Regions from separate parts of the Mus musculus genome. Here all the other regions are linked to region 3. Evidence: chromatin loops called from intact Hi-C (ENCODE). Cell type or tissue: heart. All regions are shown on one strand.

Region 1 (5,000 bases), 210 kb after region 3:
GTTCCCTGAATTCGGCACTAACCTGAGGACTGGAAGTCTACGGTGGCATCTCCCTAAGTTACTGGGATGGTGCTGAGGCCTCTGGCGTTACTGCCCCCCATCCCCATTCTGTGTCAAGTACACAAAACACGTTCTCAGCAGACTTTGCTGACACAAAGGATGTTCCTCTGTCCTGAGCCGAACTTCAGTCTTTCCCATGTTTCTGTGTAAGGAGCTGTTAGCTTACTAGGAAAATCAAAAAGAACACAAACCTGAAAGTAGCACATTTCTGTGCCAGGTAGACAGCGTTGGCTGACTGGTAGATACCTGAGCTACACTCCCAGCTACTCTCAGATGCAGAGCCTGAGTTTAAGAGTGGTTTGGGCAGTGTTGGGAGAACACACAACCCCTTCAGCCCACAAGACGTTTACTTAACATTTATTTTGCCTTACAAGTATCTGCTTTATCTAAAGGAGCCTAATAGGATAATCTTTTTTTTTTTTTTTGGTTTGGTTTTTCGAGACAGGCTTTCTCTGTGTAGACCCGGCTGTACTGGAACTCACTTTGTAGACCAGGCTGGCCTCGAACTCAGAAATCCGCATGCCTCTGCCTCCCAAGTGCTGGGATTAAAGGCATGCGCCACCATGCCCGGCCTAGGATAATCTTTAAAGATTTTAAAAAAGAACTCTTTAAAAAATAGAATAGCAGCAGCAGCAGCAGCAGCAGCAGCAGCAGCAGCAAGTAGCCTCCAGCTGGTAGGAAAGGATCAGGGGACACTCACTCAGCCTAGACATGGTCTATGAAGACCATCCCTTTTGAAATTACAAACCAAAGATGGGTTAAGGACTCTGGAGAGACTCGAAGGGCTATGAACCAGAACAGAGAGCAGAGAGCATAGTCTGTGTGGAGTGAGTGGGAGTAGAGCCTTCAGCTCATCTAAGACACCAGAGAACAGAGCTTCCCTCTCATGAGGACTTCCTTTAGCCAGGAGTGAAACCAGCATACGAGAGAAGAACCGGGAGGCGAGAGGCAGCATACTGCAGCTAGGCACACAGGCTGGATGGGAGAGTGGGCATCCCAGTCCAGTCACCTACAGCCCTGTGTGGCTGGGGCTTTCCATTCCTTATTACAGTGGGGAAGAGTAGAGTTGGAGGTAAAAAGACAAGGATGCCCACTCCCTTTGCTGGGAAGGATGGCCTGGGCGGAGGAAGGAAATGAATATAGTGTGCTTGCAGCTGTGATGAGGAGATGGGGGTGGGGGGAGCGGTGAGCGGCAGTCTTGGCATCTGTAGAGGTTGAGGGGCCGGGGTCTCCATCTCCCCATCGCCCCTCCCATCCCTGTCCAGAAAACAGGACCCAGGAGCGGTGGCAGGGGACTTTAGAGAGTAGGGGGGATCTGTTCTGGGAGGAGACTGTGCAGAGTGAAAACCAGGGTGCGTGAGAAGGGGGGGTCAATTGCTCCAGAGAACACCAAGCCAGGAAACCGGATACTAGGGGTGGGTGGAAGATGTGTAGGAAGGAATTGAATGGAGGGAAGCAGGCCCTACTCCGGCCGGACACGAAGTCTCACTCATGTCCTTCGCACCTGACCCAGGGCAGGAGGAAGGAGGCGCACACTGTATTGGGGTGCACACCAGCAGCAACATGGAAGAGGGGGAGGGTGGCTTTCTGGAGGGGGGATGGGAGGAGCTATTTTTAAACTTGGAAAAACCGTGAGTTCATCTCCACCCTTGGAGGCGGCAAAGGCCCTATTGTGCAGGGGTCAGAGACGGGGGAGCCAGAGAAGGGGGTGGGGGGGGGGAAGCTAGTGACACAAAGGGGAGGATTATGTTGGAGCAGAGTGGGGGAGGGGCGTCTTCGTCACAGCTGGCCTACTGAACCTTAGGGTTGCACCGGACTTGGGCTAGGGTGGGGACTTCCACGGGCACAAACCCCGCTGTTGGGGCGCTGAGGTCTGCAGCATCCGGTGGTTCGTGCTGGGGAGGGGGCTGGATGGTGGGATTCCCACCGCCTGGCTTTCCCATGTACTGCTGGGTCTGTTCCCAGGCTCCCAACATTCCAGGACTCCCCTGGGAACTTAAGGCCTCTTCTCTTGGCCCCTTCCTTGCCGTAGAGTTGGGATGTGGGGAGGCAAGTATGAACGAATCAGGATATTTGTTAGACTATGAACCCTTAAAGCCAACAAGGCAGCAGTGATTGAGGTATGTTGACAGGGGTCGTGGCCCTTCCATCCTGCTCCCAGCCCTTATGTGAATATTTAGACATTAGACTGCCACTCTTGTCCCTTCTGAGCCTGGGGGTCTCTCCTTGTGGAACAGTCCACAGGCCCACTTCGCAGCGTCCAGGGTCTCTAGTGCACAGAAGCAGCCGAGGCGGGAAGGCGCTGCAGCAGCCCGAAGCTCCGAGGTCCTGCCCAGGGGATGCCGAGGGGAGGCGGGGCATCCGGTCGTCCTCACCAACCCAAACATTACCAAAAATGCTCAGGCGGCTCAGTCGAGTTGGGAGGGGGACCATAGGACTCTCCGGAAATCTCGAATCCGGTCTCAGAGTCTTTCCCAGCGCGGTACTGAGCGGTGATTCAGTCGGTCCTGTCACTCCTCTGAAAGGGCGGGGTCAGGTCCCGGGGGAGAACGGGAGTGCGGTGCCGCTGTGCCTCAGGGTCCAGGGTAGAGTGGGACCCCGCGGGCAGGATTCTGCCCAAGCACCGGGTCCCAGCAGCGGGCTCCCTGCGCAGAGCAAGTCAAGTCACTGGTGAAGTCCTGGATCTGAGGCTTCTAGGTTCATACCCTCGTCCCATTTCCCGGTCCCCAGCTTAAATCTGGGGTAAGGAGGATGTAGGGGGCCCAGGCCGGATGCTGGAAGTTTATACCTACTCCCACCCCCAGGAAGTTTCACATCCTCTCTCCCAAATACCACCACCCAGGGGGAGGAATGTCCCCAGAGGGCTGCTTAAGTTTGACTTTGCATTGTCCTGGAGGCTGATAAGCTGGGGAGCTTGTGGGAAATCCGAAGTCACATTCTGCTGGCCCCTGTGTTCTCGGAGGACGTAACACCCTCAGTCCTTAAGGCTGTCAACCCAGAAAGGGACCTGACAGGGTTGGGATCTTACGGTAGTTGACTTGAGAATAAAGGAGATAGACAAGGCCCACCTGCTGGCTTCCCAGACTGCATACCTAGACGGTGAGAATTCTGGTTTCAAGTGAAAAACAAAACCAAACAAATATTATAAGGATGTTTTCATTTTAATCCCAGATATGGGATATGGGACTGCTTCAGATTGTCCATAGCTGCTAACTATGATTTGTCTCCTGCTGTAGCAGGGGTGTGGTTTTGCCAACAGCAGATAGTTTCTGGGGACTTTTCAGAGGGTATATAAATCCCAGAGCCCAGAGAGACAGGGTGGGCTATGGTTTAAGTTGTCTGGTGCAAAGAAGGAAGACGGTATTAGATATCCTGACTCCATAGCTCAAACTCTCCCTAAGGAACTCTGCCCCTGATCAGCAGGAAGTAGTCTATAAAGTCGCCCCTTCTTCTTCCCCTTTCTCCTATCTAGTGTTAGGGGGTTGAAAGTGTGGGAAGGGGGATGGAGAAGGGTGGAAGGAAGAAGAACCCACAAGAAGCTAACACCCCGCTACTTTGGGCCACCAGGGGAGCTTCAGTGGATCATGGGATTTGGATCCAAACTAGCCGGGGAGGTGCAGACCTGCTTCTCTTGCAAGCATCTGTCCCGCTGGAAGCCGTGAGGGCTCAAACACTGAAGGAACTGGTGGTCTTGAGACCAGCTTACTACCTAACAGAACCAGGACAGAGTTCTGAGGGACAGAAGGAGCTGTGCTCTCTTTACAGGGAACTTTACAGCCTAGAACTTTTACTTAGGGGTCACTTTGGTGAGCCAAGTTTATCTTGATCTTTAAAAGAGAAAATGAGAAAGGGTGGGTGTACTTGAACAGGCCTTTCGTCCCAGCATTTAGAAGTGAAGATAGGAGGATCATGGTTTTGAGGCCAGCCTGGATTTATATAGTGAAATGTTATCCTTAAAAGAAAAATTAGCATTTAGCTGGGTGATAGAAGCCAGCTTCCTATTTTAATTCCACTCCTGGGGAGGCAGAGGCAGGTGGGTCTCTGAGGTCAAGGCCAGCTTGGTTTACAGAGCAAGTTCCAGGACAACCAGAGTTGTGTTACACAAAAACACCTTGTGTCAAGACTCAAAAAAACAACAACAAACTTTCAGAGGAAACTCTGGGCAGCATAGCCCATGCTTTCCTGGTACTTGGGAGGCTGAGGTAGGGGGCTGAGGCTAGCCTGGGCAAGATTTCAAGACCCTTTCTTTTTTGTTTCTGTTTTTGAGACAAGGTTTCTCTGTGCAGCCCTGGCTGTCCTGGAACTCACTCTGTAAACCAGGCTGGACTTGAACTCAGAAATCTGCTGCCTGCCTCTTTAATTCAAGACCCCCCCTTTTTTTTTTAAAGATATTTATTTATTATATGTGTACACTGTAGTTGTCTTCAGACACTCCAGAAGAGGGCATCAGATTTTTGTTATGGATGGTTGTGAGCCACCATGTGGTTGCTGGGATTTGAACTCCGGACCTTTGGAAGAGCAGTCGGGTGCTCTTACCCACTGAGCCATCTCACCAGCCCATAAATAAATCTTTTTTAAAAAATTAAATTTTGTCTTGATTGGCCTTAAACTTCCTATGTACCAAGGATGGCTTTGCACTTCTGGTCTTCTAGCCCTGGTGCCCTGAGTTCTGGTATCATAGGCATGTCCCACCTTGCCTGTTTCATGCAATGCTGTGGATCAAACCGAGACTTCGTGTGTGCTGGGTGAGCGAGCATCTGCCAATGAACTACAATCCCAGCAAGCAATGAGGGTCTGAAGAAAGGTCAGTCATGAGAAGAGCCAAATTAAAGGCTGAACTCTGTGGACTCAAAAGAAGGTAGAACAGGGACTCAGAACAGGGAGTGCCAGAGCCTGGTCCCGGGACCTCTGCCAGCCAGGAGAGTCTTTCTGGAACCGGG
Region 2 (5,000 bases), 51 kb after region 3:
AAGGAAACAGAAATGGAGGTAGGTCAGGAAGTGACCCTAGAGAATGCCAAATACTCAAGGGCCAGGAATCAAGCTAGAAAATCTATACAGTTTCCTACAGAGTGGATCTATTTTGATAAGCTTATGTCACATATATGATCATGTGTGTGTGTGTGTGTGTTTTGCCTTTATGTATGTAAGTATATCATAGTCAAGCAGTGTCCATGCAGGTAAAAAGGGTGACCAATCCTCTGGAACTGAAGTTAAAGACAGGTGGGTGCTGGAAACTGAATGTGGTTCTCTGCAAGAGCAACAAGTGCTCTCGCCTGCTTAGCCATCTCTCCAGCCTCTTTTGTTGTATTCTTGAAGTTGAAATTCCTCAAAAGAATTAACTCTTTTTTTTTCTTTATTTTTAAAGATTTTATTTATTTTGTTTATGAGTATACTGTCACTGTTCTCAGACACAAAGAGGACATCAGATTCCCATTGCTGTGGTTGTGAGCCACCATGTGGTTGCTGGGAATTGAACTGAGGACCTCTGGAAGAACAGTTAGTGCTCTTAACCACTGAGCCATCTCTCCAGCCCCCACCCCACCCTTTTTTTTCCCCAATTGAAAAACATTAGACATAGTGGCACTTACCTTTAATCCTGACACTTAAGGAGACAGAGGCGGGCATTGGAGGTTAAGGCCAGTCTGGTCTACAGAGTGAGTTCTAGAATAGCCAGGGCTACATGGAGAAATCCTGTCTCAAAAAAACTTAAAAAAAAAAAGTGTAGTATATGTGTGAGTGTCTGTCCCTGGGTACATGGTATGTGCACTCTCACCTGTTTTCTCGACTAACCAGTGAGCTCTGGGGATTTGCCTTTCTCTGCCCCTGATACCATGCTGGGTAGAGCTTTTACCTAAGTGTTGGGTGTCTGGGCTCAGATCCTTGTGTTTGTAGAGCAAGCACTTACTGACCGAGCCATCCCCATGCATATTGCCCTTTTGTTGGCTCTCTTAGTCCGTGTAAAGGGAGTATTCTTGGGGACCTTAGATCCTTAGATAGCTGCATAGAAGGATTTCTGAACTTTAGCATCTTCAGGACGAAGCCTTCCTAAACTGTCCAGGAACTGTGTCTGCTTCACCACCACCAGCACCACCTGTGTGAGGCAGGATCTCCCTGAGCTCGTTTGACTTGGGTCTTCTGTCTTGTGCTTTGTAAACAAGGCCCTGGCTTTCCTTCCCAGCTTTGCTAAAAAGAAAACGAAAAGGAGCTAGATGGTGGTGGTGCACCCTTTTAATCCCAGCACTTAAAAGACATCCATGTAGATCTCTATGAGTTCAAGGATAGCCTGGTCTATTGAGAGAGTTCCAGGATAGCCAGGGCTACACAGAAATCCTGTCTTGGGGTGAGAGTAGGGGATGATGAGGACTGTTTTTTTTTCTTTTAAATTTTGCTTTGAGAGGCAGGCTTCAGATCTTTTGGTTCTCTTCTCTAACCCGCTTCCTGGCTGCTGGGATTACAAGTATGTACCACCATACTCAGCTCCTGATTTCTTACTGCAAAAACTGCCTATTACAGAAGTGTAGTGGTACACACCTAATACCAGCATTCAGGAGAGTCCAGCAGATCCCTTGAATTGGAGGCAAGTCTGGTCTATGTTCCAGGACATTCAGGGCTATGCAGAGAGAGCCTGTCTCAGAAATAGATGGCCTTTGTAAAGAAAAAACAAAAGGCTATATCAATTTCTATTGAGTCTTTGCTATAGCTTAGGCAGATTACGTGTAGAAGTTCGGGAAGACTGCAGGAAGAGGCTTCCTCCTAAGCAGTAACACAAAGAAGGCAGCCCTAGAAGGATTGCAGTGTTTGAAGGGTTTGGTGCGATGGGGATACCAGGGAACCCAGGAGTTGGGAACTAGTGTGGCTGCTTCTCAGAAGAGCACTCAAATATGAAATGAATGAATAAACTGCTCAGGACTGGAATAAATGAAGAGCATGGTCCTTTCATGTAGTGTAGCAGGAAGGGGTAAAGAAATCGTTTCTAGACCATGCTGGGAATTGAACTCAGGTCCTCTGGAGGCAAAACGGATGAGCCAAAGGGTGTTACAAGACTTCAAGTTCTACTGAGGGAAGGTAGATAAAGAAAGAGACTTTGGTTAAGACCAGCCCTATAGTATTTACCTAACAAAGGCATAAGTTCAGTTTCCAGTTGTGACAGTTAATTTGCCAACTTGACGTAATCTAGAGTCACCTGCAAAGAGAGTCTCATTGAGGGACTGTCTAGATCTCGCTGACCCATTGTGAGCATGTCTGTGTGGGATTATCTTGATTGTGTTGAGGTAAGAAGATCCACCCACTGTGGGTGGCACTATTTTCTGGGCAGGCAGATCCTTAGTGTAGAGACAGCTGAACACTGGCAGGCATGTGTGTATTTGTTCTCTGCTCTTGACTGTGATATGTGTCAAGTTCCTGACACCTTGACTCCCCAGTAGTCTGTAACTTTGGAATTACGAGCATAATAACCCTTTGTCCCTTAAAGTGCTTTTAGCAGGATATTTGTCACAGCAACAGAAAATGAAACTAATACACAGTAACATGTGTGGACTGGAGAGGTGACACAGTGGTTAAGAGCACTTGCTGTTCTTCCAGAGGATTCAGGTTCAGGTATGAGTACCCACAGGTAGCTCAAGGCCATCTATAACTCCCAGTTCCAGGAGATCTGATGCCCTCTGCTGGCCTCTGTGAGCATGAAACGTGCATGTGGTACACAGACATACATGCAGGCAAAACACTCATCCACATAAGTAATCCTAAAAGACAAAAAGGCTTTGGTAGAGAACTTGGCATTCACTTCCTATCAAAGGAACTATCATGTAACAGGAGAGAAAGACGCGGCTCTAGGGGCCATGAATGTAGCTCAATGGTAGAACACTTGTTTAAATGCTTGATTAAATTATTTTATGTCAGACTTGAGTGTGGTGGTGCCTTTAATCCCAGTAGAGCTCTGACTGGTCTACACAGTAAATTCCAGGACAGTCAGGGCTACACAGAGATACCCAGTCTCAAACAACTAACATTATTTTATATTCTATGTTAGTCTCTTTCGCTATAACAAAAACAAAGAAACCTATGAGGTATACAAGGCAAAAAGAATTTATTTTGGCTTTTTTTTTTTTAAAGAGGTTTCAGGCCATGCCTATAGTTGTTTCTGGGCCTACAATGAGAAATCGTGGGGGGAGAATGTGGGGGACGGGAACTGCTCAGCTGTGGTGGCTAGGGAATAGGAGGACAGGGACAAGATACTCTTTAAAAGCAAGACTCTCGCCAGGGCAGTGGTGGTGCATACCTTTAATCCCAGCACTCGGGAGGTAGAGGCAGGTGGATTTCTGAGTTCGAGGCCAACCTGGTCTACAGAGTGAGTTCCAGGACAGCCAAGGGTACACAGAGAAATCCTGTCTCAAAAAAACAAAAGCAAGAAAGACTCTCTGAAGATCATCATGCCAGAGTTCAGAACGGTTACCACTTACTTGCCTGTGTTTGGGAGCCAAGAAAGAGAGGATGAACTTTGCTGCTGTACTGTAGAAGCGAGGAAGCTCTCTCCTTTTTGAGCACCCCCTTTCCATCCCGAGCAGCACCTCCCAAATGTCCAGCAGAGACTCTTCTTCTTGACAGACTTACAGGTTTAGAGTTGAGCCAGTTGGTGGGCAAGAGAGATCACACTGGACAAAGACTCGGGGTGCTGGGAACAACTGGACCAGTTCCCAAATCTCCAGTCTAAATCCTTTTTGGATCCCACAGGACCCCACCACACTCCTTTCCCCCCCATAAAGCTTATCAACTACTCACACAAATCCTTGTCCAGAGCAGCCTGTTGCTTAGATTATCGCCTAGCACTAAGCTGAGATGAGAATTATCAACCGTTGCATGTCTGGCCATAGGAAATCTTCCGTGGAAATAAACTGCTTGGATGGAGGTAGTGGGAAGGGCTAGGTAGGAATGGGAGGATTCTCTCGGGGAACAAAAAAGATAAATCTTAGGGAATAGGCAGATATGTATTTGGAGAAGCGGGGGAGATCTGGACATTAAGAAAAGTCTGTCACAAGATGACTTAGAAGATGAGGTCTATACTAAGCAAAGACCCACTCTAGATACTAAGTCAGAAACCTTAGGAGTGGAACCCAGCACATAAGTCTTTAGCCTTTCAGAGGATTTGGGGTGAACACTAAAGTGTGACAACCACTGTTGGTAAGGTACAAGGTCTATCTAGGATAAGTGTGGCTTCTCCTTTGCCAAGAAGTGGGGTATCGTTCTGGAGAAAGAAAATGATCCTGAATCATGGGCAGCATTTCCCCCTCCCCGTGCTGGCACCCCTACCCCCAGGGCTGCATGGTCTCTGAGAATCACAAGGCTACCCTTGACCTCAAGGTCCTCCTCATTCAGTGCCAGGACTATGACATGTGCCTCCATGCCCGACCAGTTATGCTGTGCGTTTGCCATCTCCATGTTCCTGATGAGGCGAAGAGATGAGGAACCTGCTCAAGAGAAGACTCCGTGGGGTTGAGGTGGTGGGGGTGGGGAGAGGTCAGCAGGCACAGTGTGCAATAGTAAAAGCTTTCGTGTGCGGTGCTGAGGGTTGAACCACTGAGTTGTACCCTCAGCCCTGGGAAAACCATTTCTGATGTGTTATAACGGTGGGCTAACTGTGGGTGCCAGTGATTGGATACTTCAAAAAAGCTAGTAGGTTGGATATATCCAACAGAAAGAAGTGATAAATATGTGAGAAGATAATATATACTATTACTCAAGTGTGAGGGTTTCAATAAGAATTATGCCCCCCTCATATATTTGAATGCTTAGTCACCAGGAAGTGGCACTGTTTAAGAAGGATTAGGAGGTGTGGCCTTGTTGAAAGAGGAATGTCACTGGGGATGGTCTTGGAGGTTTCAAAAAGCTCATAGGAGACCCAGAGTGATGTGATGGTGGAGATCTCTCTCTCTCTTGCTCTCTCGCTCTCTCGCTCTCTCGCTCTCTCTCTC
Region 3 (5,000 bases):
CTTGTGACAGTTGTCTTTAGTCTGTTTAGGGCTGGGCTTACAGGTGGCCACTCCGTTGGCAGTTAGACTGGATCAGACTGCCGAGACTGAGTCCTGCCTGGCTGTATTATTGGATTTCGAGCTCCTTTACATTCATTTGGTATGTGTGTGATGTGGAGGTAGGGTGGGCAGGTCAGAGGTCAGCTCTCAGAGTGGATTCTCTTCCACCTTTACCATGGATTAGAACGGGTCAGACTCAGGCCACCATGACTGCACAGGTAAGTGCTTTGCTTACTGAGCCATCTTGCAGCTCCAGGGCCATTCTTTTTCATTTTGACATGGGTTTTTTTTTTTTTTTTTTTTTGGTTTTTCGAGACAGGGTTTCTCTGTAGCCCTGGCTGTCCTGGAACTCACTTTGTAGATCAGGCTGGTCTTGAACTCAGAAATCCGCCTGCCTCTGCCTCCCAAGTGCTGGGATTAAAGGGGTGTGCCACCACACCCAGCTCGACATGGGGTCTTCCTTTGTTGTCTAGGCAGGTCTTGAACTCCTGGGCTCAAGGTGTCCTCTTCTTGTCTCAACCTCCCCAGTAGCTGGGATCATGTGAGTGCCCCGCTCCTTCCAACCACTTAGGTCAATTTCTACTTTCTCAGAACCTCAGTTTTCCCATCTGGATATTACTTTGAATAGCAATTTTGACTTAAGAAACAAATGACCTCTGTACAATGCTTGATTCATTGCTATTAATCAAAGTAGTGGAAAGAACAATTTGTTTCTTGGAGCTAACCCAAGACCTTAGGCATGTGATACAAGGGCTGTGCATACCAGTCCAGCATGTCTGTGTTTGTGTGTGCTAGGGTTCTTTTTGCTTTTGAGACAGGGTCTTGCTATGCAACATAGTATAGAATTAAGAATCCTTTTGCCTCAGCCTCCCCACACCTGGCAAGCACTTTGGAGGCTGGGCATAGAGCTCAGTGGTGCAATGTATGCCTAGGACATGTGAAGCCTGAATCTGTCCCTCACAGTGTTGGCACTCCCACTCATCTCCAGGGTTGTACGCCCCACACATTCCCTTGTCTCCAGGGTTGCACGCCCCACACACTTGTCTCTAGGATTGCACACCCCACACACTCCCTTGTCTCCAGGGTTGCACACCCCACACACACCCTTTGTGAGGCAGGGTCTCACTATGTAGTCTAGTCACACATTTGCAGAGATTTGCCTCTGCATCCGGAGTGCTGAGAATAAAGGTGTGTACCATCTGGCTACCTGGACTTCCCTGGGGTGGGAGAGGGAAATAGGGTCTCTGGTAGCCCAGACTAGTTTTAAATCTACTGTGTGGTTGAAGTTGGCCTTGAGATCCTCTAACTCTTAAGTGTTGGGATTAAAGAAGTACCATCATGCCCAGCTTTTCACAATTTTTTGTAAGTTATATTTTTATTTTATGCATGTGTAGGTGCCTGCCTGTATGCATGTGCACCTCATGCATGCTTGGTGCTCAGGGAGATTAGGAAAGGCTGTCAGAACTTATAGAACTGCTGGAAACCAAACCCAGGTCCTCTGTAAGAGCAGCAAATGCTCTTAACCACTGAGCCATCTCTAGAGACCCTGACAGGACCTTTTATCTCTTTGGAAATTCAAGCATGGTGGTATATGTTCTAATGCTAGTTCAAGGCCATTCTGAGCTACATAACAAGTTTGAGGCTAGGCTACATGAGACCCTGTCTCAACCAACCAACCAACCAAACAAACAAGAAATACTCTCTACTATGGGGAGCTAAGGCAAGAAAATGGAAAACTTCAAGGCCAGCCTGGGCTCATAACAGCACAAATCTTGCCTCATTAAAACAAAACAAATCAACAAGAAGAAGAAAAAACAACTGTTACACTAATTGCTTATGCCAGCGCTGGAGAGGTGAGTCTGTCAAATTCTGAGGAGCCTTCTGAAGTTCTTTATGGACGATGAGAGCACCCTAGCAGGCAGGCATGGAAACTTGTTCAAACGGTCTGGGACATAATGGAGGGCAAGAGCTAACTCTGTCAGGTTATCCTAGGACCTCCGTATGCACCAACACTACACTGAATAAATGCAATATAAAATAGCCAGGTGAGGGGGTGGCTTTAAATCCCAGCACTTGGGAGGTAGGGGCAGGCTGATCTATGATGTATGTAAATTTAAGGCTAGTCTGGTCTACAGTGCTAGTTCTAAAACAGCCAGGGGCTACACAGATCCTGTCTCAAAACACCCCCCCCACCCCCCCCCCACACACAAAGTAAATAGGGCTGGAGAGCTTAGTGGTTAAGAGCACTGACTGCTCTTTCAGAGGTCCTGAGTTCAATTCCCAGAAACCACATGGTGGCTCACAACCATCTGCAATAGGGTCTGATGCCCTTTTCTGGTGTGTCTAAAGAAGAGAGCAATGGTGTACTCATATACATAAAATAATTTTTTTAAAAAGTAAAAGATAATAAAAATTGAAAAGGAAAAAAATCTTTTTGAGTTGTTCTGTGCAGTGGACTTGAGCGAAGAGGCTGGCTATGTCGCAATCCTAATTCCCGCCCAGAGGAAGGCACCGCCCCGTTGAGGGAGGGCAGCGGACGTGACGCAGAGCTCAGCAGGTCCTGCAGCCGGAGTGAAGTGCGGGCTCGGGCCCCATGTGCCTTCAGTCCCGGCCGGCCCAGGTCGCCGGCTTCTGCAGACACCAGGGGACCGCAGCGGCACTGCCGCGCCTGCGCCCTGGGCGGAGTCATGTCCGGTAACGGCGGCGCGGCCACAACCGCGGTGAGTTCTGAGCCGGTGACCGATGACCCGCACTTCTCGGGGCTTTCTGGGTGCAATGATTGGCCCCGGGTTGCCATGTTCTCGTCGTCTATTGGTCGGAATAGTTAGCTGTCATTTTCCCCCCCCCCCCAAGGTTTTTTTTAAAGGGCCAGTAACTAGGTTGCCCTAAGGCAGGGAAGGAGTGATCTCGAGCAGTGGGGGCGGGGTTGTGAGTGGAAAGGTGGTCCGCCCTGGGATTCCATCCCTGTAGGCTCTGGCTGGATCTCTGTTGTTCCCGGCCAGTAAAGGATTATACACAGACAAGATCCTTTTCACGAAGAAGGGGCTGAGGCAAATCCAGCTATCTCGGAATACGATCCACTTCATTCAGGGGAGAGCACACCCCACTTCTTAAAACTGTATACAAACATCTTGGAGGTTACACGCCTTCTCCCGTTCACCGTTATGAAGTCACCCAGCCTTAGCCACCCACAAAAGTCCTAGTAGAGACACACCTGAATTGCTATTGTGAGCGGGGGAACCCACCCCTGGGCCTTGTCATTTCTGGCCTGCCTGGAAAGTTCTGAACTTGTGGGCAGGCTGCCTGAGATAAGGCTGAGCTGGGAAGCCTGCTTATCTCCTGCCCAGGCAGTAAGCAGTAGTCTTGGCTATGAAAACATTTTTAGAGCACAGGGTTAGGGTAGGAAGGCCTGGATTTCAGCACCCACTTTCTGTCTGTTCATAGCTGTGAGATGTTTAGACAGTAATTTGACCACTCTGCATCTTTGCTTCTGTGACACGGGTGGAAGTACCTACCCTGTCTAACCTAGTAGGGTTGTTGCAAGGACAATATGCAGACACGGCTCAAATGCTGTTCTGGGTCAATTAATTAAAAAACAAATTGTTTGAACTTAGCAATTCCTTTCTATGGGCTCCCTGTTGTCCGAAATTTCTGTGTTATTTCAAGCCCAGCTAAATTGCAAAGGCTATCTCAGAGTCGTTTGTTGGAGGGATCTTCAGCAGTGGAGTAGACTGGAGTCCAAGAGCAAGTTTTCACCTTCAGTGACCAAGAACTTGAGTGTCTGGTTATAGAAGAACCTGTGAGATGAGGAACCTGGTGCAGGGAAGGGGGACAATCTGTACAGTGACTCCTGTCCCCTTTGTATCAGACTGCAGAACCCAGTTCTACCTGCTTGGCCCTAGACACCTTTATCCAAGGCGCCTTAACAAAAGAAAGAGGTGTGTCCTTTTGAGCTCTTGGCTCTGGCTTAAGACACCAGAGGAAGCCAGTAGGCAATGACTGTTAGGCAGTTTATTCTTGTAGTCTTCTGGGACTTCTTGAGGCATGAGGTGGCCTTTAATTTAACAAGCCCTTGATGGGATGATGTTCCCAAAGTCACCCAGCCAAGGGCATGAAAGGGCTGTACATTAGCTTGGTTGATTTCAGTCCTTGTTAGGAGTACATCCTGGTGGTACTAAGGGATGCTTAGTGACTCACCCAGGGCTTAGTGAGGCCTTCTCAAGTGCCTGAGTTGTTGTGGACAGTGAGCTTGTTCTCTAGCAATGGGAGGCTTCGGCTGTCCTGCCCCAGCTTCTGTAGGCCCCACCCTCCAGCAGGGCCCACCCTCACTGTGCCGAGGCTGATGGGCCTTATCATTTTGCCCACCTGGCTGTGTGCAGCCCTCCCACTCAGAACCTCCTTGGCCAGGCTGGGCTTTGGGGCTCAGTGTCCTGTTGCTGCTGCCACAACAGATCCTATTACAGCTTTTCCTCTGGTCTTGCTTCTCTGGATCCCGTAGGAGGGCAGAAGGTACCAAGGAAGATTCAAGGACCAGTCCTGGGAGTCTCTCCTTCCTAGCAGCCTCACCTGCCTAGGACCTGGGAGTCCTCTTTCCTAAGCCTGTGATCCTAGTTCTTTGAATGAGGAAAAGATCGTAACCTAGGGACTTTCTTCTGCAGGAAGAAAACGGCTCAAAGATGAGGGTGATTCGAGTGGGCACCCGTAAGAGCCAGGTGAGTACAGACATAGCGCGTTGTCTCAAGAATTGTAATGCTCACAGGGTCACTAGTGGGACCCAGAGACTCACAGGGTCACTAGTGGGACCCAAAGGCTAGCATTGAGCAAATAAGAGTGTGTGAGAGTCGATTTCATGGGGTACAGAAAAGAGAGTCTCTGGAGCAGGGAAATGATTGGGGTACAGAGAAGGGACTCTCAGGGCAGGCCTCATGTGAGAAGTCTAACCCCTTTCATTGCTTTCTTGG

What was found. Hi-C counts contacts between places; a loop is a spot of excess contacts. Peaks named below come from ENCODE experiments on the same cell type or tissue, not always from the same donor. Only the 100,000 strongest peaks of a DNase experiment are listed, where the experiment ranks them.
Region 1: a loop joins it to region 3, with 2.2 times the contacts of the local background. A loop is called at or near these places in 6 of 42 quality-filtered maps.
Region 2: it touches region 3 in a loop (2.3-fold over the local background); 15 of 42 quality-filtered maps call a loop at or near these places.

The regions. Positions count from the first base shown.
Region 1 is chr9:44,127,700-44,132,699 of GRCm38, reverse strand. All of the region lies in intron 1 of Gm10687 (predicted gene 10687), which reads left to right. Among named protein-coding and RNA genes, the nearest start is that of Gm10687, 4.3 kb to the left of the region's middle. In heart, no CTCF peak of the experiment used is centred here; DNase peaks (open chromatin) are centred at 1,509, 1,899 and 2,569; H3K4me3 peaks cover 1,608 bases; H3K27ac peaks cover 3,931 bases.
Region 2 is chr9:44,290,370-44,295,369 of GRCm38, reverse strand. It overlaps a transcript of Hinfp not described here. Among named protein-coding and RNA genes, the nearest start is that of Abcg4, 4.6 kb to the right of the region's middle. In heart, a CTCF peak has its summit at 2,700 (motif pointing left); a DNase peak (open chromatin) is centred at 2,699.
Region 3 is chr9:44,341,769-44,346,768 of GRCm38, reverse strand. It overlaps Hmbs (hydroxymethylbilane synthase), which reads left to right and starts at 4,388. Exons shown (of 14, transcript NM_001110251.1): 1 at 4,388-4,548; 2 at 4,698-4,751. The coding sequence starts at 4,716. In heart, no CTCF peak of the experiment used is centred here; DNase peaks (open chromatin) are centred at 2,788 and 3,338; H3K4me3 peaks cover 3,118 bases; H3K27ac peaks cover 3,522 bases.